Regions from separate parts of the Homo sapiens genome. Here region 2 is linked to region 1. Evidence: read pairs that join two places in POLR2A ChIA-PET (ENCODE). Cell type or tissue: OCI-LY7. All regions are shown on one strand. Links, peaks and the distances in the headings refer to the core of each region. The heading gives the core; the rest is flanking DNA.

Region 1 (5,580 bases), core at 254-5,253:
GTGTGCCATTTGCTAGGTTCCAGACCTCATTTAATGTTTAGAATAGCTTCCCTGTTGTCCCAGACCATCTCCACACCCTCCCCACAAAGCAGATCACCCCACTGCAGCTTATGAACAACGGTCATCCCTGTCTTCTCACTTCAGGTGCTAAATGTGTGTCCAAGGAGATTGTTAGGACCAGCCTCCTCTGAATCAGGGCAGCTGGACACTTGGGAGGGAAGACAGCTGGAGAGTATGGTCACAGCAGCATCCTCCTCTGTTTTCTTTCCTAGATAACTCTTCCACACAAGTGTACAACTACCAACCCTGCGACCACCCAGACCGCCCCTGTGACAGCACCTGCCCCTGCATCATGACTCAGAATTTCTGTGAGAAGTTCTGCCAGTGCAACCCAGACTGTAAGTGTGCTACGTTTTCTGTATAGTCTACCAAAACAGTTGGCTCCAGTGTGCCCTAGGCTTGCCCCATTCCTGTGCCCTTTACTGCTTATGGCCTTCTGATATCCCCTTTGCTGTGTTTTAGGGATTCTACAAATGAAATAAGTGCATGAGATCTGGGAGAGTCGTTTCTGGAAAACGTTTAGGTTCATGATTCTAAAAGCAGCAATTACACAGAAATCAGATACTTTCCCAACTTTGTCTTCTAGGGGAGAATTAAGAAATGTGGGGGGCAGCAGGCGCAGTCACTCACGCCTGTAATCCCAGCACTTTGGGTAGGCGGATCACTTGAGGTCAGGAGTTCAAGACCAGCGTGGCCAACTTGGCGAAACCTCATCTCTACTAAAAATAAAAAAATTAGGCCAGGTGTGGTGGCTCACGCCTATAATCCCAGCACTTGGAAGGCCAAGTCGGGCAGATCACTTAAGGTCAGGACTCAAGACCAGCCTGGCCAACATGGTGAACCCCGTCTCTACTAAGAATACAAAAATTAGCCAGACATGGTGGTACATGCTTGTAGTCCCAGCTACTTGGGAGGCTGAGGCACAAGAACTGCTTGAACCCAGAGGGCAGAGGCTGCCAGTGAGCCAAGATTGTGCCACTGCACTCCAGCCTGGGCAACAGAGCAAGACTCTGTCTCAAAAAGAAAAGAAATGTGGGACTCTTTTTTTTTTTTTTAAGTTACAGCCCCAGTTTCCCTTTTCTGAATACTGTTTTAAAAAATTTTTTATTCAGATATTTTTTGTTTGTGATTCTGTGTATGTCTATTTTCATTTCATAGCTGGAGTTTTAATATCAGGTAGAAGACAGGGGCCTGGATGTCAGCAGAGACATCCGGGTACTTATCTTTTACTTCTTATCCCACCATGCCCTTCCCAACTCAAAGCTGAGCAGTTTGATGGCAGTCCCCACAGCTTGCAGAACTTGGTGCCCAGGCGGTTTTGCTGGAGGAAATACCTCCTAACCCATAGCAGATAGTGATCTTAGCCGCAGCAGAGAAGTGGTTGCGCTGGGTTGGGCAGTGGGTGGAGAAGGATGGCATAGAACGGATGCATTCTGTTCTCAAAATGATACTTGTTTTGATGGTGACAATTTACCAGTGAAACACACTGATTTCATATTCTCTGGGGTACTCTCCACCTCAGTGGGAGGGAGAGGATTGTTGGGGAATCTCTAGGGGACACTTCTTATTAGTATACCTGCTTTTTTTTTCATTTTTTAAATTTTTTTGAGACAGGATCTCAGCTCTGTTGCTCAGGCTGGAGAGAAGTGGCACAATTATGGCTCACTGCAGCCTCAACCTCCCTGGCTCAAGCCATTCATCCCCCTACATCCATCAAGCCTGGGACTACAGGCAGGTGTCACCACACATGGCTATTTTTTTTTTTAATTTTTTTGTGGAGACAGGATCTCCCTATGTTGCCCAGCCTGGTTTTGAACTCCTGGGCTCAGGTGATTCTCCTGCCTTGGCCTCCCAAAGTGCTAGGATTACAGGCATGAGCCACCATGCTTGACCACACCTGCTTTTTTGACTCGAAGGCATGAATGTTGGGAAGCACTCAGTTTTCTATGGACAAAACTTGTGTATTTGATTATTGGGAAGGGAGCTTCCTCTTATTTTGCCAAACATCCTTGAACACAAAAAATTTACTTCTTTGCTGTCCCTTGAGTCAACCACAAGCCCCAGTATTAGCTTATTTCCCTTCTAAGACTTACCTGTCTTCCCTTCCCAGGTCAGAATCGTTTCCCTGGCTGTCGCTGTAAGACCCAGTGCAATACCAAGCAATGTCCTTGCTATCTGGCAGTGCGAGAATGTGACCCTGACCTGTGTCTCACCTGTGGGGCCTCAGAGCACTGGGACTGCAAGGTGGTTTCCTGTAAAAACTGCAGCATCCAGCGTGGACTTAAGAAGGTGAGGCCTTTCCTCAGGACCCCACACCACATAAAATGGAGGGGGAAGGAAGGAACGGTCCCAAGCATTCTCTTTCCACTGGTTCTTTTGAGGCTTTATATGTGAAAGTGCTTGATAAATCCTAAAAGACACATATTTACTGAATTAATAAAGGCTTCAGTCCCAGTAGGGCTTAGAAAAATGGTTCCTGGCCAGGTGTGGTGGCTCATGCCTGTAATCCCAGCAGTTTGGGAGGCCGAGGCCAGCGGATCATGAGGTCAAGAGTTCGAGACCAGCCTGGGCAACATGGTGAAACCCTGTCTCTACTAAAAATATAAAAATTAGCCAGGCATGGTGGTGCATGCCTGTAATCCCAGCTACTCAGAAGGCTGAGGTAGGAGAATCGCTTGAACCTGGGAGGTGGAGGTTGCAGCAAGCCGAGATCGCACCACTGCACTCCAGCCTGGGACAGAGTGAGATTCCATCTCCAAAAAGAGAAAGAAAAGTGGTTCCTTGAACTGGCCAGACAAAAAGGAGCTGCGAGGTGTATGCACCTTTGGTGATGTCTATGTTTACCTCACACATTGCAGTGAATTCCTATAGACTAAGGCCCAGGAGGGCTCCATGGATAAAGGAAGAGATATCCTATTTCCGTTCGTCACCACCTCCCATTTTCTTTTCTCTCCCAAGCAGAAAAGAATGGGTTAGACCTTTTTCTGCTTTCAGATCCTCTTAACAGTTGCTGGTTCTTTCCACCCCACCCCCACCACACATGTGCACATCCAGCACACACCCCCTACTCATGCACACCCTGTAGTCTGAGACTTGGCCCCCTCTTCCCCAGCACCTGCTGCTGGCCCCCTCTGATGTGGCCGGATGGGGCACCTTCATAAAGGAGTCTGTGCAGAAGAACGAATTCATTTCTGAATACTGTGGTGAGGTGAGTGCTATAGTTTTGGCCCACATTCTTACTCGGGGGAGACTGATGAGAAACTCTGATTTTCTGTGGGCCAGGCTTCTTTGAATTAATCTCTAAATAACTCAGCTGTGTTCTCACGTGGCCTCTTGGGGAGATCCCACAGAACCGTTTGCAGTACTGAAACCACTGTTCAACTCTTTGGCAACTCCAGACACAAGAGATGAGGGGGGCTCTTTTCAGCCTTAAAACTGGTTGGCCTGGGTGGGAATTGGAACAGCATAACTTGAACTTGCTCTCTTGTGATTCTCATCATGATGCTCAGTAAGCACCCATGTGAGATACCACCCAGCCCTTTCTGGGGGCAGGGTACCATGCCCTGAGCAGGCAGCCTGATACTCCTATTTGTTATTTGTCTATCTCTCTAGCTCATCTCTCAGGATGAGGCTGATCGACGCGGAAAGGTCTATGACAAATACATGTCCAGCTTCCTCTTCAACCTCAATAATGGTATGAAGTCACTTTGTCTCATCCCAAGGTGGTCTTTTTTTTTTTTCTTTTTTTGAGACGGAGTCTTGCTCTGTTGCCCAGGCTAGGGTGCAATGGTGCGATCTTGGCTCACTGTAGCCTCTACCCTCTGCCTCCCGGGTTCAAGTGATTCTCCTGCCTCAGCCTCCCGAGTAGCTGGGACTACAAGCACCTGCCACCATGCCCGGCTAATATTTTTGTATTTTTAGTAGAGACTGGGTTTCACCATGTTGGCCAGGCTGGTATCGAACTCCTGGCCTCAAGTGATCCACCCGCCTCGGCCTCCCAAAGTGCTAGGATTACAGGAGTAAGCCACCGCACTTGGCCCCAAGGTGATCTTTCTACCAGATTGCCCTTGCTGTAGTCCAAGTTTAGATCAGCTCCGAATCTTCCAGCAGATGCATAGAGCAAGGGGGCAGGATCACACTTGGGGATCCCACAGGCCACAGTGCCCTTGCTTTGGAAGAACCTCCATTTCTGGGTTCTGTTTGTAATAGGAGTGCTGAGCGTCTTTACCTGAGAAATCTCCCTGCCCAGTAGATGAGAAGATCCATAATTCAAAGAGGGACCCAAAGGGAGTGCTCCCACACAAGGCTGAATTCTGAGGCTGCATGCTTTCCTCTGCTCCTGTTAGCACACTGGGCTTCAACATTCCCATCAGACTAAAGTGTTTCTGTTACCATTTAACTGATTTTAAATTCAAGCTGAGAAGCTGTGGAATTGCCTGCTGTGCTTATGGTTTTCCTTGATTTACTTTATACAGATTTTGTAGTGGATGCTACTCGGAAAGGAAACAAAATTCGATTTGCAAATCATTCAGTGAATCCCAACTGTTATGCCAAAGGTGAGTCCCAGTAACCTGGGAGGTGGGGTGGGGGATGGATGCCTCTTTACTGTGATTTCCATTCGTTGTTGAACATTTTCCTTAGCTGAGCTATTTTTTGTCCAAAGATAATCATGATTAATATCTGGTATCATTTTAGGCCCCTCTCAATCTTAGTTTTCTAATCTGCTTTTTTCAGCGAATACATTATAAACACTTTCCCACAAACATGATTTAACCAGCCTGAGCAACATAGTGAGACCCATCTCACAAAATAATAATAGGCTGGGTGTGGTGGCTTACGCCTGTAATCCCAGCACTTTGGGAGGCTGAGGCAGGTGGATCACTTGAGGCCAGGAGTTCAAGACCAGCCTAGCAAACATGGTGAAACCCCATCTCTACTAAAAATACAAAAATCAGCTGGGGGGCGTGGTGGTGTGCACCTGTAGTCCCAGCTACTCAGGTGGCTGAGGCACAAGAATCGCTTGAACCCTGGAGGCAGAGGTTGCAATGAGCCAAGATCATGCCACTGCACTCCAGCCTGGGCAACAGAGCAAGACTCTGTCTCAAAAAACAAAACAAAACAAAACAAAAAACCCCACTTATAATAATAATAAAGATAATTTTTCTGCCATAATAACAGATCTAAAAGCATAGAGGCAACTACCATATTGACTACTTTCTAATTCCATTTGATTCATGTTTTCACTGGGAATTTGGAGAAAATCAACCCAGAAGCCTACTGGTTATTGACTTGGAGTTGGGTAGGAACCTAGCCTCGGGTTTATCCTGCTTGCAGTGGTCATGGTGAATGGAGACCATCGGATTGGGATCTTTGCCAAGAGGGCAATTCAAGCTGGCGAAGAGCTCTTCTTTGATTACAGGTGAGGTGCCAGTAATGGTCCTTGGGATGTGGCCCAGGAATTGGAAAGAGTGGCTGTTGGAATAGATTTGGGGGCTCAGGGAGGGTAATGGAGATGGAGGA
Region 2 (6,960 bases), core at 1,121-6,120, 81 kb before region 1:
CTTGACATCCCTTCTCCCTAACTCCCAATCATATCAACTCAGCAAATATTTATTGAGCATCTACTATGTACTATGTTCTCTACTACGTCAATAGGTTACTGGATTACAGAGTAACTTATTTTCCCGAAACAACCCTCAGATTCACCCTTTCTCCTCTTCCCTCCCATAAGCCACTCTCTCCTTTGTCCACAGATGGCTTCCTGGGTCTACCTCCCAGGTATTTTCCCTTCCCCCTTCCACATCCCATGGCAGATGATTTTCATAAAGCCTACTGTCACGTTACACTGTGCCTTTTTGTTTTTTTGTTTTTGTTTTTTTTTGAGACAAAGTTCACTCTGTCTTCCAGGCTGGAGTGCAGTGGCGTGATCAAAGCTCACTGCAGCCTTGACCTCCCAGGCTCAAGTGATCCTCCCACCTCAGCCTCCCAAGTAGTTGGGATGACAGGCATGTGCCGCCACACACGGCTAATTTTTTAAATTTTTTGTAGAGATAGGGTCTCATTATATTACCAGGGTGGTCTTGAACCCCTGGGCTCAAGCAATCCTCCTACTTCATCCACCCAAAGTGCTGGGATTACAGGTGTGAGCCACTGGACCTAGCCTGCTCTGCCTCTCTATTTATTTATTTATTTATTTATTTATTTATTTATTTATTTATTTTTAGACAGAATCTCACTCTTGTCGCCCAGGCTGGAGTGCAATGGTGTGATCTCGGCTCACTGCAACCTCCGCCTCCCGGGTTCAAGCAATTCTCCTGCCTCAGCCTCCCAAGTAGCTGGGACTACAGGCATGCGCCACCACACCCAGCTAATTTTTGTATTTTTTAGTAGAGACGGGGTTTCACCATGTTGGCCAAGCTGGTCTTGAACTCCTGACCTCGGGTGATCTGCCTGCCTCGGCCTCGGCCTCCCAAAGTGCTGGGATTACAGGTGTGAGCCACCACGCCTGGCCTCTGCCTAACTCTTAACATTGTCTATTCTACAATCTGGGCCCACTCTACCTACCCGGCTTCACTCCCCACAACTCTCCTATAGGAATCTTTACTTCCAGTGATAGTGGTTTCCTCATGAAGCCCTCCCAGCCCCATATTCCAAGACACTCTCTACTTGGAATGCCTTTGCTTATGCTGTCCCTGCACAGGGACACCCTTCATGGCCTTTCCACCCTTCACAGCCTTTCTTGCCCATTTGCCAAGATCCTGGGTAAGCTCATTGCCCCTGCTGCCCAGTCCATCCTTCACCTACAGCCACAGTATTGCACATCTACCAGGCACTTATACGTAGCACTTGTGTGTACCCGGTCAATGTGAGTCTCAAATTGCTCCAGCTGAGAAGCCAAACCTCACTGGATAAACAGAAATCTCCCCCAAAACAAGGGCTGAGACATCTTCAGCGTTACTGTGCTAAGTGTCAACCAGAGATTTAAAAATGCTTGCTGTCGGATCAGTGGGTTTCAGCCCCAGCGGACATCAGGAAGGAGACTCTTGTTCCAGATCCAAACACTCTGTCCTCATCTCTCTCCCCCTCACCATGGCAGCTGCAATCTCTTCCGGGCTGTCCCCATCCAGATCAAATCGGAAGGTCACCATCTTGCTGTTATGGGTCTGTAGCTGGCACTCAACCACTCTGTCATTCTGGTCTGAGACCTTCAGATTCAAAGTCAGCAGAGGGGAGAAGGTCAAGCCCTCTTCATCATGCTGTGTCTCCACCCTACCCCAGCCAAGTGACAGCAGCCACAATGGACTTGGAGATAAGTAGACCCCACCTCTAAAGTCTGGTATTAGAAACCAGACTGGCCGCCTCTTGAGTACTAGTCATACACTGCTTCTCCCGTTTTCTGGGTGACCTCCCCCGCCTCCCCCTGACACTTCCCTCCTGGCCCTGTAGGTTACTCTCTATCTCCTGTACTCCATCCTTACACTAGTGACCCGCAGCCGGGATCGGGGTCTGCGCCGGAGATTCCTCCCTGGGGGTCTCCTCATTTGTCCCATCCCTTCTCCCACATCGCTAAGGCCTGAAGCTGCATCTGAGGCATAGCTGTTAAAGAGAAAGGAGAGAGAATGACTGTCAGAGCAGACACTGGGACCCCAGTGCCCCAGGTGTCTCACCCTGGCACCCCAACTTGTACCAGAACATACCTGTCCCCGGGGGAAAAGTCACTTCCAGGGCCAGAACGTGGAATGGATAGGGCAAAAGCCTGAAACAGGATAAGGGTTCATGAGGTCAGGGGAAGATAACTGTTGAGATCTAGGGAGATGGTGTCAAGGATGCTGGGAGGATATTAGGGAGATGGAATTAGGGAAGAGGAGGGCAAGAATGGTGGATTTCCAGGGACATGGGACTGGATCATGAGATTGGGTTTCACAAGGAGGGAGATAGGTCATAGGCTTGGAATGGCTGGGAGCCCCCCATGCGACCCCCTCTCACCGAGGGCAGGCAGAGATGGGACTCAGCCAGGCTGGATGGCACCCCCCCAGGGGGCTGAAGGGCAGGGTCTGAGGCATCCAGGAAGCCGGAGGAGCTGAGGTAGCCATCAGTCTCGCAATCCGCTGGTTGGGGAGGGAGAGGATCAAAAAAAGGGGAAATAAAAGGGAATAGTGGCAGAGGATGGGGCCTGCCTAAGCAAGGAGGGGCCTGGAGCTGTGGGAGAGTTCCTTCCTGGAGGGAGCTTCATGGCTAGAGGTGGAAGGCAGGGTAAGTGACTGCTGTGGGGGTGAACTTCTGGGTAGGGGGCAGAGGCCAAGGTGTTCTGGGACCTACGTCTCAAGATCAGGGGTGACTTACAAGTGGTAGATGAGTAGCTGGCGTGGCGGAAAAGGAAGGGCTGGTGCTGGTCTGCCTCTGGCTCCTCAGGCTCAGGGGGGAAGACACTGGGGGGACCGGGGGCCATGGGCACAGTTGCTGGTGGAGGTCCTGGCTCTGGTGGGAGTGCCTCCAATTCCCTTGCTTTACGCAGCTTCTCACGCTTTCGCTGGATGGCAGCAACCCGTTCACGTACTGCACGGGCCACTGGCTGGTAATCGGCTTCACAGACCAAGCCCAGAGCCACCTGGAATTGGGGTGGGGGATGAGGAACACAGCTTGGGACCCCCTATCAAAGATCCATCAGGACGCCTTCTTGGGAACTCCAGGATATGGGAGGAAGAAAACCAACACTTACTGATTACCCACTATGTCTGTTAACTGGCAGCTCCTTACATTATCATCACTAGATCCTCCAAACAACCTTGTGGGATAAATCTTACCATTCGATTTTTAGAGATTAATGAAGTAGCTGGTTCATAGTTATACAGTAAGTCAGTGGTTTCCAATGGGAAGAAGAGATGTTTGGCACTATCTAGAGACATTTTTAGTTGCCACAACTGGAGGGTAGGTGCTACTGAATCTAGTGAGCGGAAGCCAGGGGTTCTTCTCAACATCCTACAATGCACAGGACAGTCCCTAAAACAAACATGTCAACAGTGCCAAGGCCAAGAATCCCTTGTCAGCAATGGATCAAGATTTGATCTCAGGTCAGGTTGGGCCGTGCTATGGAGACCTGCTCTAAATTTCTAACACATTCTCAGATTCTTGACCTACCGTAGGTGGTCTCCACCCTTGCAACTGTCATGTCTCTATTAAGAATCCCATACTCGGCCAGGCACGGTGGCTCACACCTGTAATCCCAGCAATTTGGGAGGCCAAGACTAGTGGGTCACTTGAGGTCAGGAGTTCGAGACCAGCCTGGCCAACATGGTGAAACCCCGTTCCTACTAAAAATACAAAAATTAGCTGGGCGTTGTGGCTTTTGCCTGTAATCCCAGCTACACAGGAGGCGGAGGCAGGAGAATTGCTTGAACCCAGGAGGCGGAGGTTGCAATGAGCTGAGATAGCGCCACTGCACTCCAGCCTGGGTGACAGAGTGAGACTCCATTACTCCCAAAAAAAGAATCCCATACTCCCTTCAGGACTTCCTAAGCCAGCCCCCAAGCTTCTGCCCTTGCATCTTATGCCTCTCCCCTTCTACCAGCTTCCATTCATCACCTCCTCATTCCTTTTAGCCGCAAGCTTTGCTGAATGAGTAAAGGAGGTGGGGAAGGGTAACCTGATTTAAAATCTGAACCACCTCAGTTTCAATCCAGCTCTTCCACTTACTTACTTGGGGCCCTGGACAAGGTATTCAACCTCTCTGAATTTCCATTTCCTCATCAACAAGTTGAGATAAAACTGCCCCCTATGCAGGATGGGTAGCAAAGATCAAATGCATGTGAAAGTGCTTTAAGCCATGTACAGATGTAGGCTATTAATGAGCTCTTACTATGTGCCAAGCACTGCCAGGGATAGAAGAATCGATAAAACACAGTCTCTGCCCTCAGGGAGTTTATAGTCTAGTGGAGAAGAAAGATAGGAACTTATTCAGGTTTAAGACAGGACCGATAGTGGGGAGTGCTGTAACCGAGAACATGCTGAAGTGGAAAGAAGCATTTAAGTTTGACTCCAAAGGGGACGGCTTCCCGAAATCGATGGTTCTGATCATATTGGAAGAAAAAGAAAAAGAAAAATGGGGAGGGAGGAAAGAAGGAAAAGATGAATTGGCAAGAAGGGCATCCCAGGAAGAACAGATCAGCTGGAGGTAAAGCAGGGACGCTGGAGGACCCAGGGCTCCCTCTGTAAAGGAAAACTGGGTGTGCGTGCGGGTAAGTTAGGGCTGGAGAGGTAGGGAGACGCTGCAGGAGATTTTGAGAGGGGTGAGGTGCCCCGCCCCCATCGCTGCCACCCCTCCTGCGCCCCATCCCTGTTGCACTGTCCCCTCGAGTCAATGTCCTTTACACGTCCAGTGGCAGCACAGTCTGTCCTCCGCTCACCATCTCCTGTGCCACCTCCTCGGCCGCGTCCCGGCCCAGCTGGAACAGGAACTCGATGGCCTGGTTGTCCCGTGGGCGCCCCCCGCGCCGCGCGTCCTCCATGCGCAGCCAGAGCTTGAGGCCCGGCTTCTCGCCGTCGTCCTCCTCCGCTAGTTCCACGTGCACACCGCGCTCCTCGCGGAAGAAGGCGTGGGCCAGGAGGTCCTGGATGGTGAACCTGAGGGTGACGCGTGGGTGAGCCGAGCCCGCCGCGGCCCGCGGCCCTATTCTACCCACGCTCTGCCCTTTCACCCCCACCTCTCGTTCTTATCCGTGCGGATGCAGCCTTCAATGATCTCCTTCACCTCGGGTATCTTCACCTTGTGGAAGCTGTTCGGCTTTCTGCCCTGGGGAAGGGGTTGCATGACACCTCCCGTCCTCTGATCCCCAGCTCTCGGCTTGACACCACCCCCCACCCCTTACTCCACTCCCTCCTTAGGCAGCTGCGCGTGCAGTTGCAAAAGCCTGACTGCTACTGGAAGATGTGATTTCAAATCCTAATCCCCGCCCCCCCCCCAAGTATTTACAGTGTGATCTTGAACAAGTCTCCCGCTGTTTGTTCATCTGTAAATCGCAGGGTGGAACATTTGCCCCGCTCACCTCACAGGGCAGCTGGAAGGATTGGATGAGAGATGGGATGCGAAATCATTTGTGAACTCTTGGGAGCACCACACATATTATTATTCTAAATAGCGTGTACTGGTGGGGGCGCGTGTGCACTCAATATCCTTCTGTGTTCACCAAGGCGACTCTGTGTCTAGCCTGTTTTCGTGCAGGCAAAGGGCATTGACTGCGGGCTGGCCGGCGCAGGAAAAGGGGAAGTGGCCCTGGAATTGCCTTTCCCGCCAGCCCCATCCCTCTCACCGAAGTGACCTTGCGGTAGATTTGCGCGGCATTCTGGCACTCGGAGTACGGGTACTCAGAGGTGGCCATCTCCAGCATGCACATGCCGAACGCGTACACGTCCACGGCCTCATCGTACTTTTCCTCGTACATCTCGGGGGCCATGAATTCCGGGGTCCCTGTAGGGTCCACAGCAGGGATCAGATTGCTGGGCACTCTGGCCTCGTCCTTCCCACTGGGCTAGGCAGCCCCAGGCAACCCTGCGAGTGCAAGTGACCCCGGCCCACAGTGGGGTTGAGGTGGGTGCCATAGGTCTCCTCAGCTTCCCTGTCGTCTGGTAGTTTTGTGGACCTTGAAGGCCCTTGCTGAGGGGAGGGAGTCCCCAGGTTCTCTTCTGAGGTGGGGGAGGAAGGAATGGCATGGACCCTCCTGGAGAGACGCACCGATGACACTCTTGGCAAAGGAGGCGCGCTTGAGCGTGGCCAGGCCCAGGTCCCCGATTTTGACAGAGCCAGTAGGTCCCGTGATAAAGACATTGTCGCACTTGAGATCCCGGTGCAGGATGGGAGGAACCCGGGAGTGTAGGAAATGAAGTCCCCGCAGGATTTGGCGGCTCCAGCGCTGAAGGACCCGCGGCTTCATCTCCCGGAACCGCCTCAGGTACCTGGGGGAGGGCGCATAGCCAGAGTCCTGGTGGGGGGACACGTCCTCCGGGAAGGAGCCCCCCACTGGGAAGTTCCCCCCTGCCGCACCCTGCTGCCGCCTCCGCATCTTCTGCCAGCATTCTCCTAGCCTATGTCTGCCCGGCCCCAGGGAGAAACTGAGTCAGGGGGCATGGTGGATAGACATGACGTTACCAAACGGGTTGGGAAGTAAATTGATAGATAGGGCCTCGGCCAAGGTGCTGTGGGAGCGCAGGAAGGGATGACTAACTGCCCCAAGCATGAGGGAGAGCTTCGGAGAGGAAATACTTTTGTGTTGCATCTTGAATGATGAGTAGGAGCTCAAAGGTGAAAGGGGGAAGGGATGGAGACTTCCCAGGCAGACAGGACACCGTGCTCAAAGGCACAGAAAAAGCCAGTGACAAGGCAGGGTGGGAGGAGGTGCCAGGAATTTGGTGTGTCTGGAGCTTAGGCTGAAAGTGAGGCTGTATCCTAAGGACTTTGTGAACAGGTGAGCCTGTGTGGGCTTTATTCCAAGGCCATGAGAAACTTTGAAGGGGTTTTAAGGAGGGGA

The links. Peaks named below come from ENCODE experiments on the same cell type or tissue, not always from the same donor. Only the 100,000 strongest peaks of a DNase experiment are listed, where the experiment ranks them.
Region 2: POLR2A ChIA-PET joins it to region 1 with 10 read pairs; 8 of 35 experiments call an interaction of 5 or more read pairs at or near these places.

What each region holds. Positions count from the first base shown.
Region 1 is chr17:42,702,776-42,708,355 of GRCh38, reverse strand. EZH1 (enhancer of zeste 1 polycomb repressive complex 2 subunit) reads left to right here. Exons shown (of 21, transcript NM_001991.5): 15 at 273-398; 16 at 2,171-2,349; 17 at 3,173-3,268; 18 at 3,673-3,754; 19 at 4,536-4,616; 20 at 5,395-5,479. It overlaps MIR6780A (microRNA 6780a), which reads left to right and starts at 205; the gene lies at 205-272. RefSeq lists an enhancer at 2,866-3,506. In OCI-LY7, for the core only: no CTCF peak of the experiment used is centred there; a DNase peak (open chromatin) is centred at 3,145; H3K27ac peaks cover 1,402 bases.
Region 2 is chr17:42,783,365-42,790,324 of GRCh38, reverse strand. WNK4 (WNK lysine deficient protein kinase 4) reads right to left here. Exons shown (of 19, transcript NM_032387.5): 3 at 6,168-6,388; 4 at 5,746-5,903; 5 at 5,140-5,228; 6 at 4,843-5,059; 7 at 2,783-3,047; 8 at 2,426-2,547; 9 at 2,137-2,195; 10 at 1,918-2,035; 11 at 1,528-1,644. Among named protein-coding and RNA genes, the nearest start is that of WNK4, 6.2 kb to the right of the region's middle. RefSeq lists enhancers at 5,659-6,290, 6,196-6,960. In OCI-LY7, for the core only: no CTCF peak of the experiment used is centred there; no DNase peak of the experiment used is centred there.